Linked DNA regions of Homo sapiens: region 2 is linked to region 1. The links are chromatin loops, found by intact Hi-C in ENCODE. Cell type or tissue: K562. All regions are shown on one strand. Region 1 holds the start of FBXO6 (F-box protein 6). Region 2 has its middle 24 kb from the start of NPPB.

The links. Hi-C counts contacts between places; a loop is a spot of excess contacts. Peaks named below come from ENCODE experiments on the same cell type or tissue, not always from the same donor. Only the 100,000 strongest peaks of a DNase experiment are listed, where the experiment ranks them.
Region 2: it touches region 1 in a loop (4-fold over the local background); 9 of 110 quality-filtered maps call a loop at or near these places.

The regions. Positions count from the first base shown.
Region 1 is chr1:11,659,291-11,667,290 of GRCh38, reverse strand. FBXO44 (F-box protein 44) reads right to left here. Exons shown (of 6, transcript NM_033182.7): 6 at 3,964-6,161. The coding sequence ends at 6,018. It overlaps FBXO6 (F-box protein 6), which reads right to left and starts at 3,091. Exons shown (of 6, transcript NM_018438.6): 1 at 3,036-3,091. RefSeq lists an enhancer at 2,516-2,565 and silencers at 2,686-2,755, 2,806-3,025. In K562, a CTCF peak has its summit at 3,098; DNase peaks (open chromatin) are centred at 2,630 and 3,100; H3K4me3 peaks cover 1,298 bases.
Region 2 is chr1:11,878,909-11,886,908 of GRCh38, reverse strand. It overlaps the pseudogene SBF1P2. Among named protein-coding and RNA genes, the nearest start is that of NPPB, 24 kb to the right of the region's middle. RefSeq lists enhancers at 1-1,438, 3,034-3,661, 3,662-4,291, 6,221-6,721. In K562, a CTCF peak has its summit at 4,752 (motif pointing left); DNase peaks (open chromatin) are centred at 3,838, 4,688, 5,588 and 7,151.

The DNA.
Region 1 (8,000 bases):
GGTGGGGGTTGGCCGGCAGCCAGGGCTCTGCACTGTCACTCAGGTGGGCCTCATCTGCTTACACATGAGGAGAGAATGTTCTCCACCTACAAGCAGGGAAACAGAACCTTGCTGGCCTCTTTTTTTTTTTCTTCCCCCCCACCCCGAGACAGTTTCACTCTTGTTGCCCAGGCTGGAGTGCAATGGCGTGATCTCGGCTCACTGCAATCTCCACCTCCTGGGTTCAAGCAATTCTCCAGCCTCAGCCTCTCAAGTAACTGTGATTACAGGTGCCCGCCACCACACCCAGCTAATTTTTGTATTTTTAGTAGAGACAGGGTTTCACCATGTTGGCCAGGCTGGTTTTGAACTCCTGACCTCAGGTGATCCACCCGCCTCAGCCTCCTGAAGTCTGGGATTACAGGTGTGAGCCACTGTACCCAGCCTTTTGCTGTGGCCTCTTCTGATTTTCCATAGAGGCTTGGCCAAAGCAGCAGTTCATGGTCTTCTGAAGGCTCCCATCTCAGAAAACAGGAGGGTGGGTGCATGCTCACTTCTGCCCAGGGAGGAACACTTTACATGGCAGAGAAAACAGGTGAGGTACTTGTGCCTCGTGAAAAATGCTTTGCAGGCCGGGTGCGGTGGCTCAAGCCTGTAACCCCAGCCCTTTGGGAGGCCGAGGGGTGCGGATCACAAGGTCAGAAGTTCGAGACCAGCCTGGCCAACACAGTGAAACCCCATCTCTACTAAAAATACAAAAAAATTAGCCAGGCGTGGTGGTGTGCACCTGTAATCTCAGCTACTCAGGAGGCTGAGGCAGGAGAATCGTGTGAACCTGGGAGGCGGAGGTTGTGGTGAGCCGAGATTGCACCACTGCACTCCAGCCTGGGTGACAGTACAAGGCACCGTCTCAAAAAAAAAAAAAAAGAAAAGAAAAAAGGCTTTGCAACCTTGGCAACACAGGGAGGCCCCGTCTCTATAAATAGTGAAAAAATTCGCCGGGCATAGTGGCGAGTGCCTATGGTCCTAGCTACTTGGGAGGTTATGGCGTCAGGATCTTCTGAGCCCAGGAGGTCAAGGCTGCAGTAGCTCACAGGTGTGAGCCACCGAACCCAGCCCCTCAGATTTTTCTACCTTACAGTCCATGAGGCCTGCCGAGGTCACACTCTAGGGAAAGAAGGAGCCTGCTGGAGCAGAGTGAGCCATGATTGCTCCATGGCACTCCAGCCTGGGCAACAGAGCAAAACTGTCTCAAAAAAAAAAAAAAAAAAAAAGAGAAAAGAAAAATGCTTTGATGGAAAAAAAAAATAACAAAAAAACCCAATGTGGCCAAGTCTTCTAAGTTCTGAGAAGCAACTGTAAGCATTTGAAAAAAAATGTAAAAGTTGTCAATTAAAAATGCTTGTAGTCTAGGCAACATAGTGAGACTCTGTCTCTAGAAAAAAAGAAATTAGGTCGGGTGCACAGACTCAGGCCTGTATTCCCAGCACTTCGGTAGGCCGAGGCGGGCGGATCACAAGATCAGGAGTTCGAGACCAGCCTGGCCAATATGGCGAAACCCCGTCTCTACTAAAAATACAAAAATTAGCTGGGCGTGGTGGCGGACGCCTGTAGTCCCAGCTACTCGGGAGGGTGAGGCAGGAGAATCACCTGAACCCGGGAAGCGGAGGTTGCAGTGAGCCGAGATCGTGCCACTGCACTCCAGCCTGGGCAACAGAGTGAGAATCTGTCTCAAAAAAAAAAAAAAAAAAAAAAAAGGCCGGGCGCGGTGGCTCACGCCTGTAATCCCAGCACTTTGGGAGGCCGAGGTGGGCGGATCACGAGGTTAGGAGATCGAGACCGTCCTGGCTAACACAGTGAAACTCCATCTCTACTAAAAATACAAAAAATTAGCCGGGCTTGGTTGCAGGTGCCTGTAGTCCCAGCTACTCGAGAAGCAGGTGCCTGTAGTCCCAGCTACTCGGGAGGCTGAGGCAGGAGGACGGCCTGAACCCGGGAGGCGGAGCTTGCAGTGAGCTGAGATCGCGCCACTGCACTCCAGCCTGGGCGACAGAGCGACACTCCGTCTCAAAAAAAAAAAAAAAAAAAAAAAAAAAGAAATTAGCTAGGCCTGGTGGCCCGTGCCTGTAGTCCCAGCTATGCAGGAGGCTGAGGCAGGAGGAACGCTTGAGCCCAGGAAGTCGAGGCTGCAGTGAGCCGTGATCATGCCACTGCACTCCAGCCTGGGTGACAGAGCAAGACTCTGCCATAAATAAATAAATAAATAAATGCTGGCAGCTTCTAAAGGCACTGTCTAGACTCTAGACGAAATAAAAGTCACTGGGCTCCAAGCTAGAGGCATCTAGGCACCAATAGCTTCCCACCGTGGTGACCGAAGTCTGGTCTCTGGCCCAGTCCGCATTTTCTTGCGCCCCTTCCCCCCCCCGGCCCTGGGCATTTTGTGGTGGGGAAGTCCATGCCAGCCCTAGGAAGCCCTCTCACACCGATCGGGGTCCCCAACTGCCCGGCCCGGCGTCTCGTGCTCGCCTTCTCCGCACCCACCCTCCCAGCAAGCTCTAGTGGCATTGTTACTTCACCGGTTTCTCGGAAACAGAAACTGTGGCTGGGGCAAGGCAAGCGCCGGATCTCGCAGGCGTGTGGGGGCCTGGAGGTCCCTTGACAGTTCTCCGAACCCGGCGCCGGCCTCGGGATGTGGCCGGGGTGGAGGCGGCCGCAGAGCCTCCGCCTGGGTGGCCCCGGGGCCAGGCCCCCAGTCGAAGTCCGGGCCCAGCCGCCCGCGCCCCCCACCCCTGGCCGCCCGGACCAGCGCCCGCAGGCTCCGTGAACGCCCAGGCGCCGGAGACCCCGGCTCCCCACTCGCCCGCCGCCCGTCCCCCCGGGGACGCGACCTGGGCGCAGCGGCGGAGCTCCAGGTCGGCCCGAGCCTACGGCCTCGGCTTCGTTGTCGCTGGGCCCCGCCGCCGCGTCACGCGCTGCGCTCGGTCCCCACCCCCGCCCCGGACCCCGCTGCCGTCCCTCTCGGCCCGGCCCCTAACCCTCGCCGCGGGAAGACGAACCTGGGATCCCCAGGGCCCGGGCCCTCGCTGCGGCCTGCGTGTCCTGAAGCTGTCTCCCCCTCCAGGCGGCGGGCGGCTCAGCACCCACACCTGCACCCGCCTCCTACGCAGGGCCGAAGCTCCCGAACGCGCGGCCGCTCCCCGGACCTCCGCACTAGTTCCTTCCTTATGCGGCCCAGGGCTCCACCCTTGACCCGCGGTCCCCTCCCTAGAGGCAGGACCTGACACCCAGTGGGCTCCTTCTTTCCCTAGGGCGTGACCTCCGCAGGCTTCATAGACTCAAAGGTAAAAAACCTGAGGTGCTAGGAGGTGGCTAACGCCTGTGATCCCAGCACTTTGGGAGGCCGAGGTGGGGAGGATCGCTTGAGGTCAGGAGTTCGAGACCAGCCTGGCCAACATGGCAAAAACCCTGTCTCTACTAAATATACAAAAATTAGCCGGGCGTGGTGGCACAGGTCTATAATCCCAGCTCCTCCGGAGGCTGAGGTGGGAGAATCGCTTGAACCTGGGAGGCTGCAGTGAGTGGAGACTGTACCACTGCACTGCAGCCTGGGCGACAGAGCCAGACCTTGTCTCAAAAAATAAAAAACCTCTGAGGTTTTTTATCAGGATTAAGTTCATGAATTTCTTCCATCAGTCAACAAATATTTAGCAAGCACCTTGTTCAGGCAACCACCAAGGGTTGTGCAGGCTGTGTACTGCACAAGGGGACTGGCCCAGGACACATTAATTGCAGTCAGGGCTACATGTTCTCCGTGGAAGGCCGTCCTTTTGCAGTTTGCCATGGGCTGGTGGGTGGTGATCCTGCCCTGGCCAAAGCCCTTATCTAGCTCACCCTTGACTGAGATAGCTAAATGTGAGGAGTACTTATTGAGCACTGGATTATAGTCCATGTTCACACTGCTATAAAGAAATACCCGAGACTGGGTGATTTATAAAAGGAAAGAGGTTTAATTGACTTATAGTTCCATATGGCTGGGGAAGCCTCAAGAAACAATCGCTGGGCGCGGTGGCTCACGCCTGTAATCTCAGCACTTTGGGAGGTCGAGGTGGGTGGATCACGAGGTCAGGAGATTGAGACCACCCTGGCCAACATGGTGAAACTCCATCTCTACTAAAAATACAAACAAAATTAGCCGGGCATGGTGGTGGGCGCCTGTAGTCTCAGCTACTCCAGAGGCTGAGGCAGGTGAATGGCGCGAACCTGGGAGGCAGAGCTTGCAGTGAGCTGAGATTGCGCCACTGCACTCCAGCCTGGGCGACAGAGCGAGACTCCATCTCAAAAAAAAAAAAAAAAAAAAGAAAAGAAAAGAAAAAAGGAACTTACAATCATGGTGGTGGAAGGTGAAGGGGAAGCAACGACCTTCTTCACATGGCGGCAGGAGGGAGCCGGGGAAACCGTCACTTGTAAAACCATCAGATCTCGTGAGAACTCACTCACTATCATGAGAACAGCATGGGGGAAAACCGCTCCCATAATCCAATCACTTCCCACCAGGTCTCTCCCTAAACACCCAGGATTACCATTCAAGATGAGATGTGGGTGGGGACACAAAGCTTAACCATATCACGCACCAACTGTGTGCCAGGCACCATTCTAAATGCTTCGGCTTCATCCAATGTCCGTAAAGCTGTTGGCAAAGAGTAACACCAGGAGGCAGAGCCTGGGTGGCACTGCTGATCTGGCACAAGGTGGACTCAAGAGCTGCCCAGAGATGTCCACACACCCCAACCCCAGCCTGTGGCTGGGCCTCCAGAGGAAGCCAGCAGTACTGGACGGCTGCCAGGTGAGATACCTGCAGCTCACTGAGGGGTCTGCCCATGAACCTGTTTCTGTGATGGCCTGGTTCCTGAAATGCCAACCCCTCTGTACCTTAGACAGAAGCCATGCCATTGTACCATCTGCAGGTCCAGGCAGGACCACCTAAAGTCTGCCTTTCCTTCCAGAAACCACAGGGCACAGGTTAGACTGGGCACACCTTTTATTTGGCTGCATGCAGTAGGGCGAAGTCAGGAGAACACTGCTATCTTTCCAGCAGGACAAGAGGCAAGTTCCAAGGGTGGTTGGCTGGGAGACAGAGGTCTTGGGAATGGCAGTTCTAGGGGTGGGGTGGGGGCTTGGAATGCTCTCCAAGCCAGAGGGGGCCGGGCCTGGATTTGGGAGGTGGACAGGGGATTCTTCAAACCCCCTACCATACTCATCCAGGGCTCATGTGTCCAGCTGTCAGAGCAGGTCCCAATCCTGCTCCCCATCTACCCTGGGACATCCTGTACAGGATTCCCTCAGTCCTCTGGGAACCTAACCCCACCTGGTACCCATCTAGCTTCTGGGGCTCCACTGACAGTGAGGACAGTCCACACCCGACCTGGACCCCACCCCACCCTGGGTCTGTCCATCTCAGTCCCGGCCTGAGCCTCTGGGCCAAAGCCACCTCTTCTGAGCAGGCAGGCAGAGCGAGAGACTGGGAGCAGCAGACAGGGGCAGAGCACGGCCCATGAGCCCACCCTCCACTTCCCAGATTGGTCAGAGTTACATGGTCACCTCCCTGCACCTGCACCATCAGGGCAGCTGCAAGCTTGCCAGTTGTCTTGCCTGTCCCTGCTCCGAGGGTCAAAGAACACAGGTAGAATGGTCCCAGGAGGGGAAGGGAGAGACAGATCCAGGCTGGCCTCCAAGCTCGACTTTCTGAGGGGCCCAGGGGAACATGCTGCACCTCCCACATCTCAGGTGCTCCGTCTCTGAAAGGGGCACACGCAGGCTTCCCCGGCCATCATTCAGGTCAAGACCTTTCGGGGAGAGCTGGCCCGACCCCAGCATGCGAGGGCTGCCCACACTGAGAGGCTCCACAAAGAAGAGGCTGCTAGGGGCAAGGGTTAGAGGTCTGGGGACACCTGGCCTCCACCTCCCCTTCCCAAGCCCAGCCCTTTTCTGACAGCAGTTGTTTACCAGTCAGGGTTCAGCAGATGGGGGCTCAGGGGGTGTCAGGGCAGCGGGGGCCCGATGGTGATGCTGCTGTTGGTGACCCTCGGGCCGTACCAGCCGGCCCAGTAATGAGTGTCCACGCCGCCGTGCTGAAACCAGATGTAGCGGACGCCGGGCGGGTAGTTGGAGAATGTGTGGGAGACCTGGCAGGGCAGGTAGAGGGGGGAGAAAGGTCAAGGGAGCTGACTCAGGCTGGGTGTGGCGGCTCACACCGGGAATCCCAGTACTTTGGGAGGCTGAGGTGGGAGGGTTGTTTGAGCCCAGGAGTTTGCAACTAGTCTTGTCGCAAACCAGAGAGTGAGATACCATCTCTACAAGAAAAAAAAAATTAGCCAGGCATGGTGGTGTGTGCCTGTAGTTCTAGGCAGGCTGAGGCAGGAGTACAGGCTAAAGTAGGAGTTCAAGACTGCAGTGAGCTGTGATCACGTCACTGCGCTCCAGCCTGGGCAACAGAGTGAGACCGTGTCTCTAAAAAACAAAAGAAATAAAAGATGAGCCTTAACAAAAAGGGTGGGAGCAGACTCTGAGTGTGGCACTGCCTGAGGGGGGCAGGGGAACAAGGAAGGGGCTGAGTTCTTGGTGCCAGCTAGAAATCAGTGGAGTTCTAGTTTGAACTCTGTGATTTGGGACAGACCAATTCCTTTCTCTGTGCTTCAGTTTCCTCATCTATAAAATGGAGCAAAATCCTGCTGGTCTACTCCACAGGATTATCATTCAGCCCAAAGGAATGGAAAGAAACTGCAAGCTGCCAAAGGATGTCCAATATACTCATCACGGGGCACATGTATTATTTAGGTTAAAATTAAGTAAAAGTGCCCGGCGCGGTGGCTCATGCCTGTAATCCCAGAACTTTGGGAGGCTGAGGCGGGTGGATCACCTGAGGTCGGGAGATGGAGACCAGCCTGACCAACATGGAGAAACCCCGTCTCTACTAAAAATACAAAATTAGCTGGCGTGGTGGCGCATGCCTGTAATCCCAGCTACTCAGGAGGCTGAGGCAGGAGAATCGTTTGAACCGGGAGGCAGAGGTTGTGGTGAGCTGAGATCGCGTCACTGCACTCCAACCTGGGTGACAGAGCGAGACTCCGTCTCAAAAAAGAAAAAAAAATTAAGTAAAATTAGATGAAATAAAAAATTCAGGTACTCAGTTGTACTAGGAACTGGCTCTTACTAACTGTTCAGTGGTCACATGTAGCTACTGGCTACCTTATGGATAGCATAGACACAGACCATTTCTATCACTACAGAAAGTTCTATTGGACAGGGCTGGGGTTGGCAAACGATGGCCTGCAGGCCCACTGCCTGTTTTTATAAATAAAGTTTTACTGGAACATAGCCATGTCCATTCGTTTACATATTGTCTAGAGCTGTTTTCACACAACAGCAGAGTTGGAGAGTTGAGTAATTGTGACAGAGACAATGTGACCTGCAAAGCCTAAAATATTCGTATCCGCCATTTTAAGAAAACATTTGCTAGGGCTGGGCACAGTGGCTCATGCCTGTAGTTCCAGCACTTTGGGAGGCTGAGGCAGAAGGATGACTTGAGGCCAGGAGTGCGAGACCAGCCTGGGCAACAAAGCAAAACTCCATCTCTACAAAAAAAAATTTTTTTTTTAATTAGTGGTGGTGCACACCTGTACTCCCAGCTACTCAGGATGCTGAGGCAGGAGGATGACTTGAGCCTAAGAGTTTGAGTCTGCAGTGAGCTATGAATGCGCCAGCCTGGGTGACAGAGACCCTGTCCCTAAAAATATGTTAAGTAAATTAAAACAAACAAACAAACAAACAAATATTTGCTGACCCCAGTCTAGAAAACAGTAGTAATCAATACTAGTAATTAGTAACAGTCAGTCAACCTTTTGGAATTTTTTTTCTTTTCTTTTCTTTTTTTGTTGAGATGGAGTTTCGCTCTTGTTGCCCAGGCTGGAGTGCAATGGCGCGATCTCGGCTCACGGCAACCTCCGCCTCCTGGATTCAAGCGA
Region 2 (8,000 bases), 220 kb before region 1:
GTGTCTCCCAGGCTGGAGTGCAGTGGCACGATCTCAGCTCACTGTAACCCCCATCTCCCAGGTTCAAGCGATTCTCTGCCTCAGCCTCCTGAGTAGTTGGTATTATAGGCATGCGCCACCACACCCCACTAATTTTTTGGATTTTTTAGTAGAGATGGGGTTTCGCCATGTTGGCCAGACTGGTCTCGAACTCCTGACCCCAAGTGATCTGCCTGCCTTGGCCTCCCAAAGTACTGGGATTACAGGTGTGAGCCACTGTGCCCAGCCCAAGACTTTCTTTCTTTGTCTCCTCCTCTGGCCTCAGAGGAAGCTGGGGAAGTCCTTACAGAGCCGACTTCCTGGGGTGAGGCGCCAAAGGGCTCTTAGTCCCGCTGCTCGGAGATGGAGGCGACCCCTCTCCCTCCTCTCAGGGCCCCGGCCTGGAGTCCAAGGCTTCATCATTTGCCTTTCCTCTTAGCCCAAGGTGTTTTCCCTGGAGAGGGAGGGTGGCAAATTTGATCCTGTCCCCACACTCCTGTTTAAATTCCCTTAGCGACTGCTCATGGCCCTGGGATGGGGTCTGAATTTATCACCGTCCAGAAGGCCCCACAAATTCCAGCCCTGCCCAGCTCTCACTCCAAGCCCTAGACCCGTGACCATCTCTCCTGTTTTCCAACACACCAAGTTCACACCCTCTCCTCCTCGCCCAGCTGAGTCCCACTTACTCAATGTAATGTGAGACAATGGAAATGTCCCTTCCCTAGAGAGGCCTGCCCAGGCCAGGACATTAGGCTCAGGCTTATTGCCATCTGTTCTTGTAGGACCGTTTTTGCTGTGTGCTGGTGCTCCCCATCAGAACATCAGCTCCATGGAATCTGCCTGCTGTTGTAACTCCAGTGCTTGGCACAAAGCCGGGGCTCAGAGATACACGTTGCCCTCGTTGAGGTGGAAACCAAGAGGGAAGTGCCCTGGTCACTCTTGGACAATGGGGGCCTAGAAATGCAGGGAGGTGGCTGTCACAGACAGGCTACCTGGGCAAAGGAGACTTGGTCTACCAAAGGAGGCCAGAAGGATGACACCATGGGAGGGTGCACTGCTGGAATGGGGCTTGGGGACAATGTCCACCGGTCTCACCCACAGGGCTGTCCGTGGCTCAGCGGTCAGCCCCAGCAGGTCCCCTGTCCTGCCCTGCTCTTTAGCCTGACTCCGTGGCACCTCTCCGAGACCAAAGCCGACAAGCAGATGGGCCTTGAATCAGGCTCGGAGGGTGAGCTGGGGTTTCCGTAGCAAAGGTAGAGGGAAGTGCTCAGGAAAATGATGAACATGTTTCCCCAAAAACTGGCATAGTTGTTCCCCTCAGAACCCCCATACTGTCTCCTGGATATGAGTAGAGATGGCTCAGTGCCTGTGGGGGCTCAGAGCCTGACCCTCCCTACCCCAGGTCCCACTGTCACATGCTTAGGCTTGTTAAACACTCAGACGGGTGCGGTGGCTCATGCCTGTAATCCCAGCACTTTGGGAGGCCGAGGCGGGAGGATCGCTTGAGTCCAGGAGTTTGAGATCAGCCTGGGCAGCATGGCAAGACTCCGTTTCTATTTTTTTAAATTAAAAAATTAAAAATTAAAAATAAAAATAAAACACACCCAGAAAAGCTGTGTTGAGTTGAATGGGGCTGCATCAGCTTTGCTTGGCTGGCTCTCTCCCAGCTCCTGCTAAGACACATTTGTCTGGGGCAGTTCTGGTTTACATCCATCCATTGGGGGGCTTTTTAACACAACCCATGTCATACCAACGCATCCTGGTTTGGAATTTATGTTACATGGTTATGCTATTAGGTCTAAATATGTTCATATGGAATTATCTCTAAGACAATTTAGTAATTAAATAACTTAATAATTTAAGTAGTACAAATATGCAAAAAAATTGCATGTGCTTGTGCTGTAGAGGAAAATTCATGAAGGAGGCATAAGAAATTGATCAGCGATGCCTGGGAGGGGAGTAGGTGGGAGCTGAGGGACTGGGAGTTCGATGGGAGGGAGTTACCTTTAATTGTGCGTCCTCTTCTATATATACAGGATATATAGAATCATATGTATATACATATATGGGTGTGTTTTTCTTGTTTTTTGTTTTTTGTTTTTGTTTTTTTTTTTTTTGAGACAGAGTCTCACTCTGTCACCCAGACTGGAATGCAGTGGCATGATCTCAGCTCACTACAACATCTGCCTCCCGGTTTAAGCGATTCTCATGCCTCAGTCTCCTAATAGCTGGGACCACAAGTGCACACCACCATGTCCGGCTAATTTTTTGTCTTTTTATTAGAGATGGGGTTTCACTATGTTGCTCAGGCTGGTCTCAAACTCCTGGCCTCACGCGATCCTCTGGCCTCAGTTTCCCAAAGTGCTGGGATTACAGGTGTGAGCCGCCATGCCTGGCATGATTTCTACTACTTTTTGAGAAAAGTAAACTTGAGTTACTTTTTCTCAAAAAAAATAAAATAAAATAAAGGGCCCGGCGCAGTGGCTCACGCCTGTAATCCCAGTGCTTTGGGAGGCTGAGGCAGGTGGATCACAAGGTCAGGAGATCGAGACCATCCTGGCTAACACGGTGAAACCCCGTCTCTACTAAAAATACGAAAAATTAGCCGGGCGTGGTGGTGGGCGCCTGTAGTCCCAGCTACTCGGGAGGCTGAGGCAGGAGAGTGGTGTGAACCCAGGAGGCAGAGCTTGCAGTGAGCCAAGATGGCGCCACTGCACTCCAGCCTGGGTGACAGAGCAAGACTCCGTCTCAAACAACAAAAAAGCAAAAACAAACAAAAAAACCTCCACTGCACGCCCCTCACCCCTCTAGCCTGAACCCCCAGGTTTATATTATATGGCTTGGGGCTTCTTACTTTGTTATTTTTCTACCACTGATTTCTGAGGTTTGGTGGGAAACTTGGTGACATCTGGGCTTTGTAATTAATAAAATACAAAGCAAAAAACCCGACAAAACATGTTTGGTCTTTCTCTGTTTTGACTACACATTCCTCGAGGGCAGGGACATTTGGGGGTCGCCTTCGTCCAACAGTGGTGAGTTCATGGTAGGTGTGAACAGGTGTTTGCTAAACTAAGCCCAGGACGGTGAGAAGGGCGAGCGGGTCCCTCACCAGCAAGAGCCCTGGAGGATCTCTTAGGGGTGCCTGTCCCTGGCTGCCTGCCCACCTTTTCCAAGAGGCCTTTCTAACTCTCCTACCAGAGCCGGCAGACTGGGTCCATCCTGGAGCCCGCTTGGTGGGCTGTGGTGAGTGGAGGTTTTCCACACCACGGGAAGTAGCCCAGGCTTGATGAACGATGACTTCCCGGGCGAGGGATGGAGAACATTGTACCCACTCACGTGCGGGCACAGGTGATCCCGGCTGGAGCAAAGACTCTCATAGTTTGCTTCCTGCTTGGCCGTGACAATGACCCAGGCTCTCAGCCCCCATGCACTTGCACACTCCCCTCAGGGCCACATGGGGTGGGCTGGAGAATCCCAGGAATGTGTTGGAGCTGCTGACAGCACTTCATGCTCTGCGTGTGATCGGCCCATGTGACTTCCTCAGGGAACTGTGTGCCTGGTGGGCTCCAGCACCCCTATCCTGAATCTCCCAGGTCTTCTGATCCCCAGCGCTGGTGCTTAAGAGCGGGATGGGGTTGGGGGGATGCAGAGATGAAATGTAATGGGCAAATCTGCTTGCCCATGGCCACTCCACTTTGTTCTTCATCCAGGGAGGGGTGGCCTAGGCATGGTGGCCAGGGCTTGGCTGTGCACAGGGAACAGGAAGCCGTGAGTGGGAGTGGCCAGGGGAGGCGGGTGGCGCTCACTGCCTACAGCAGGTGTGGCCATGGTGCTGACAGGTCCAGCTTATCAGGGCTGGAGGCCCAGGCTCCAGACGTGCAGGCTGTGGGGCTTTATCAGCCTTTAGAGCGCCAGAGTTTGTGGCAATCCTGCCAGCCATGGGTGCTGACAGCCAGGAGCTAGGCGGAGTACAGCTTCCTCTCTTGGCCTCCCTGCTCCCAGCCTCAAGGCCGGGGTTCACACTGCAGGGACATTTGAGGAGAGGAGAGATGGCAGGGAGGAGAGGGAGGAGGAGATGGGCCCAGAAGCTTGTTTCTCCTCCAGAGATTTTATTTATTTTATTTTTAAAGGAAATGTCTCTGAGTTTTATATATATATATATTTGTCTTTTTGTTTGTTTTGTTTTGTTTTTAAAGACAGGGTCTTGCTCTGTTGCCTAGGCTGGAGTGCAGTAGTGCGATCACAGCTCACTGCAGCCTCGACCTTCCGCAAGGTTTTAAAACGTGTTCATACCTTCACAAAAACTGACACCTGCTTACTGCAACAAGTGAAATTATTTTAAAAGGGCTGAGGAGCTTTGAGGGGAGAAAGGAGGAGGTGAATGAGAGGGGGATGGAGAAGCACTAAGAACAAAATCCAGCCCCTTCCCCCTTTCCCCAGCTGCCTCCTAAGCTGTCTCAGAGCTCTCCTCGAGCTGCCCTCCATGTGAGTTTCCTAAACCGTCTCGAAGCTCTCCTCCTGCGTCTGTATGAGTTTCCTGCGGCTGCTGTGTCAAATTGCCAACAACTCGGTGGCGTAAAACAAGACAGATGTATTATCTTATAGCTCCGGAGGCCAGAAGTCTAAAATCAGTATCCCTGGGCTGAAGTCGAGGTGTGGCAGGGCCGCCCTCTCTGGAGGCTGTCAGGGGAATACTTCCTGGCCTCTGCCGGCCTCTGGTGGCTCCAGGTGTTCCTTGGCTTGTGGCCGCATCACCCCAGTCTCTGCCTCCGTGGTCACACTGCCTTCCCTGCTTCTGTGTGTGGTGGTGTCGCCCTCTGCCTCCCTCTTGTATAATAAGAACACTTGTGATCATATTTAGGGTCCATTGCATAATCCAGGATGGTCTTCCCATCTCCGGAGCCTTAATTTAGTCACCACTGCAAAAGTTTAGTCACCTCTGCAAAGTCTGTTTATTGCCATATAAGGTGAGATTCCCAGGTTGCAGGGATTAGGGAGTGGACGTCTTTGCGAGGGCATTAATTAGCCCACCTACCCTCCCTCTCCAGCCCCACCAGCCTGCCAGGGCTCCTCAAACCACTACATTCCTTCCACCCCTGCCTCCTCAAGCGCTGGCTTTGGCTCTGTCCTCTGCTGGGATGCTCTTCCCCGAACCCTGGCTCCTCCTTATTCCCCTGAGCTCAGTTTAAACATCACCTCCTTGATGACAACCTCTGACCCATTCCAAGAAAAGAGGTGTGCCCAGTTACCCTTTGTGCCTGGCACATAGTAGCTGCCCACTGCAAAAGTGTTGGTGACTGACAGGCATAGAAACCTGAGCACTCGACAGCCCTGAAGGGGAAGCCTGGCTTCCTGATGCCTGGAACGTTCCTTGAGCCTTTCCTTGCCTTTGTTCTCCCACACCTGGGCAGAGGCCATCCATGTTGGGCAGAGTTCGAGGTCTATGTCTGCACTGGCCTAGGCCTCAGGGGATGGGGCCCTGGTTTTTTTCCCACCAAAGCCCATAGAGTAGAATGGGGTGGGGAGGGGAGGGGAGCGGAGGGGAGGGGCAGCACACATGTCAGCTTCCGCTGTGGGCCCTGGACAGGAAAGGTCACTGAAGGGACAGCGTCTCAGGGCCCAGCTCTGCAACATCTGGCTCACGGCCTGCCTTCCCAGCATGTCCCAGAGGCCCTTGAGGACAGAGTGGCAGGTGACAGCACTGACATTAGTGCCAGACTTCCTGGGCCACTGCCACCCACAGGGAGGGGCTTTGGGGAAGGCATCTGGCCTTTCTGTGTCCAGTATAATAAAAATAAGAGCCAACTTTTATGGAACACTGACTCAGCTCCAGGCTGTGCTCATTCAGTCCTCGCAGTCACTGAGATAATGGACTTCAGTGTGTAGAACCATTCATGGCAGCTGATATGTGCCCAAGAAACTGAGTTATTTCCCGGGGGCTCTTTGAAGGCTCTTGGTGTTTATCTGAACACAGAAGATGGAAGGGGGGAAAGATGGAGGCGGGAGGGAGGGAGAGAGGGACCAGGCTGCAGGGTCAAATGTCCTGGAATAAGTGCTTCAGTTCCCTGGAGGTGATTTCTGGATGATTTGTCTTGCTCTGTATGATTTCTTTATGTATTTATTATTTTTTTTTGGCATTAGCTCTCTGTTTATATAGACTCTGGTTCTAGAAACAACTCGCCTGCAGCCGGCTGGCTGGACCAGCACACGCTGACAGGGCTGGGCTATTTACAGGCCCATTGCGGGCTGTACCTTGGTCACCTCCAGGGACAGTGCTCAGCTGTGACCCCAAAATAAGTTAGGGCCAGCTGGGTGGGGCGGGGCGGGATGGGGCAGGGGCTGTATGCACCATGTGCTGGGGGCTCAGGGCCTCAATATTGTTGAGGGCTGGGGCAGTAAAGATGGCTGGGGCAGCCCTGCCCACCCCTAGTGGTCAGTAACGACCGGAAGCAGAGCAGCTGGGCGGGGCCGGGAGGCTCAGGTGTCTGACAGGCAGCTCTGGATCCCGTCCACCCACTGCTGGGCCAAGGGCATATCCTGGGCACAGATGTTGTAAACGCAAAGTGTTGTCTTCACGTCAAAGAAAGCCTTCTCATCCATGGTCTTAGGGCGTGCCCCTGCCACAGCCTCCACCTCCGCCAGTCGATGACACCCTTGCACTCTGTGTCCACACAGTGGTTGCAGTAGCACAGCTGGTGCTGGTCTTGTCCAACATGAACCAGCGGGCCTTCCAAGGCTTCATGAAGGCCTCCTTCTTCTACAGAGTGCCCTCGTTGGACCCGTTCTCACTCTCAGCTCTCTGGAACTGGCTGCACAGGGTGCTGGTGCTGTGGCGGGCAGCCTGGCAGGAGCCAGAAGCGGTCGAGCCACTACTCTGGTCGCTGTCCAGGCTGAGGCTCAGGGTGGAGCCCACGGGCCCCTCCGGCAGTCACACACCCAGGAACGGTGGTGGTGGGGTGCAGTGGACACTAGAAGGGAGCTAGGGGTGCCACTTCCGTCTGGCCAGCCTTCCAGGCGCTGTGCAGCCTTCACCTGGTCCCAGGTGTCCTTCCATCACTGAGGGCATTAGCCCAGCTCTGTCTCCAGCCTCTGCAGCTCCTCCAGCAGAAGTGAGATAGCATCAGGCTGGGGTCAGGGGCAGCTGTCGTAGCAGGGCCACGCCACGCGGTGCCTGCACTGGGGAGCACCTCCGTCAGACCGTTCTTCCTCCAGGGGCCCAGGGGGCCCCTGGGCCAGTTCCCAGTCATAGGGAGGGCCCTTGGCCAGTATCTCCTCAGTGTAGAAATCCCACACCTTCAGGTTGGACACGTTGCTGTAGGGCTGCGGGAGCTCTGTGTCCTCGGGTGCATGCATGTAATTGTAGAACATGGGCGTCCTCTTGCTCAGCCGGTCCACACACTCCCACAAAGACCTGCACAGCAGCTGGCCCCTGCGTTCCCCCTTCTCCTCATACAGCAGCCCCAGCTCAATGCTCTCAGGGTCAGAGTCAAGTAGGAAGGTCCGGAACGGCGGGACATATGGTGGCAGCCGAGGAACCTGAGGTAGAACTGGCTGAACTCAAACTCCATGGAGAACTGCAGATGGACCTGGTGTTACACAGTCCAGGAACTACAGGAAGGCAGGTGTGAAGCCGCTGCTCTGCCCAGCCAGGGTGTGGGCTCCACGGTGGCTGAAGGGATGACTGAAGGACAACCACTTCTTCTCCACTGGCAGGCGGAAGCTCTCCAGCGTGCAATAGAAGGGGTCTGAGAGCAGCTGCACCAAGGATACCACCTGGGAGGTGATGTCCCAGCCATCCTCCAGGCCCACCAGCACAGAGGAGTCTGAATCCAGGGGCTCCACCACCAGCACTGGCACCTGCAGCAGCTTGTGGATTGGGGTCAGCCGCTCCGAGTCCTCCAGCAAGCACAGGAAGGAGGCTGGGCTGGGCTCAGCAGCGGGGCAGCCCGGGACACATGCCTTCAGCAGCTTCTTGAAGTTGG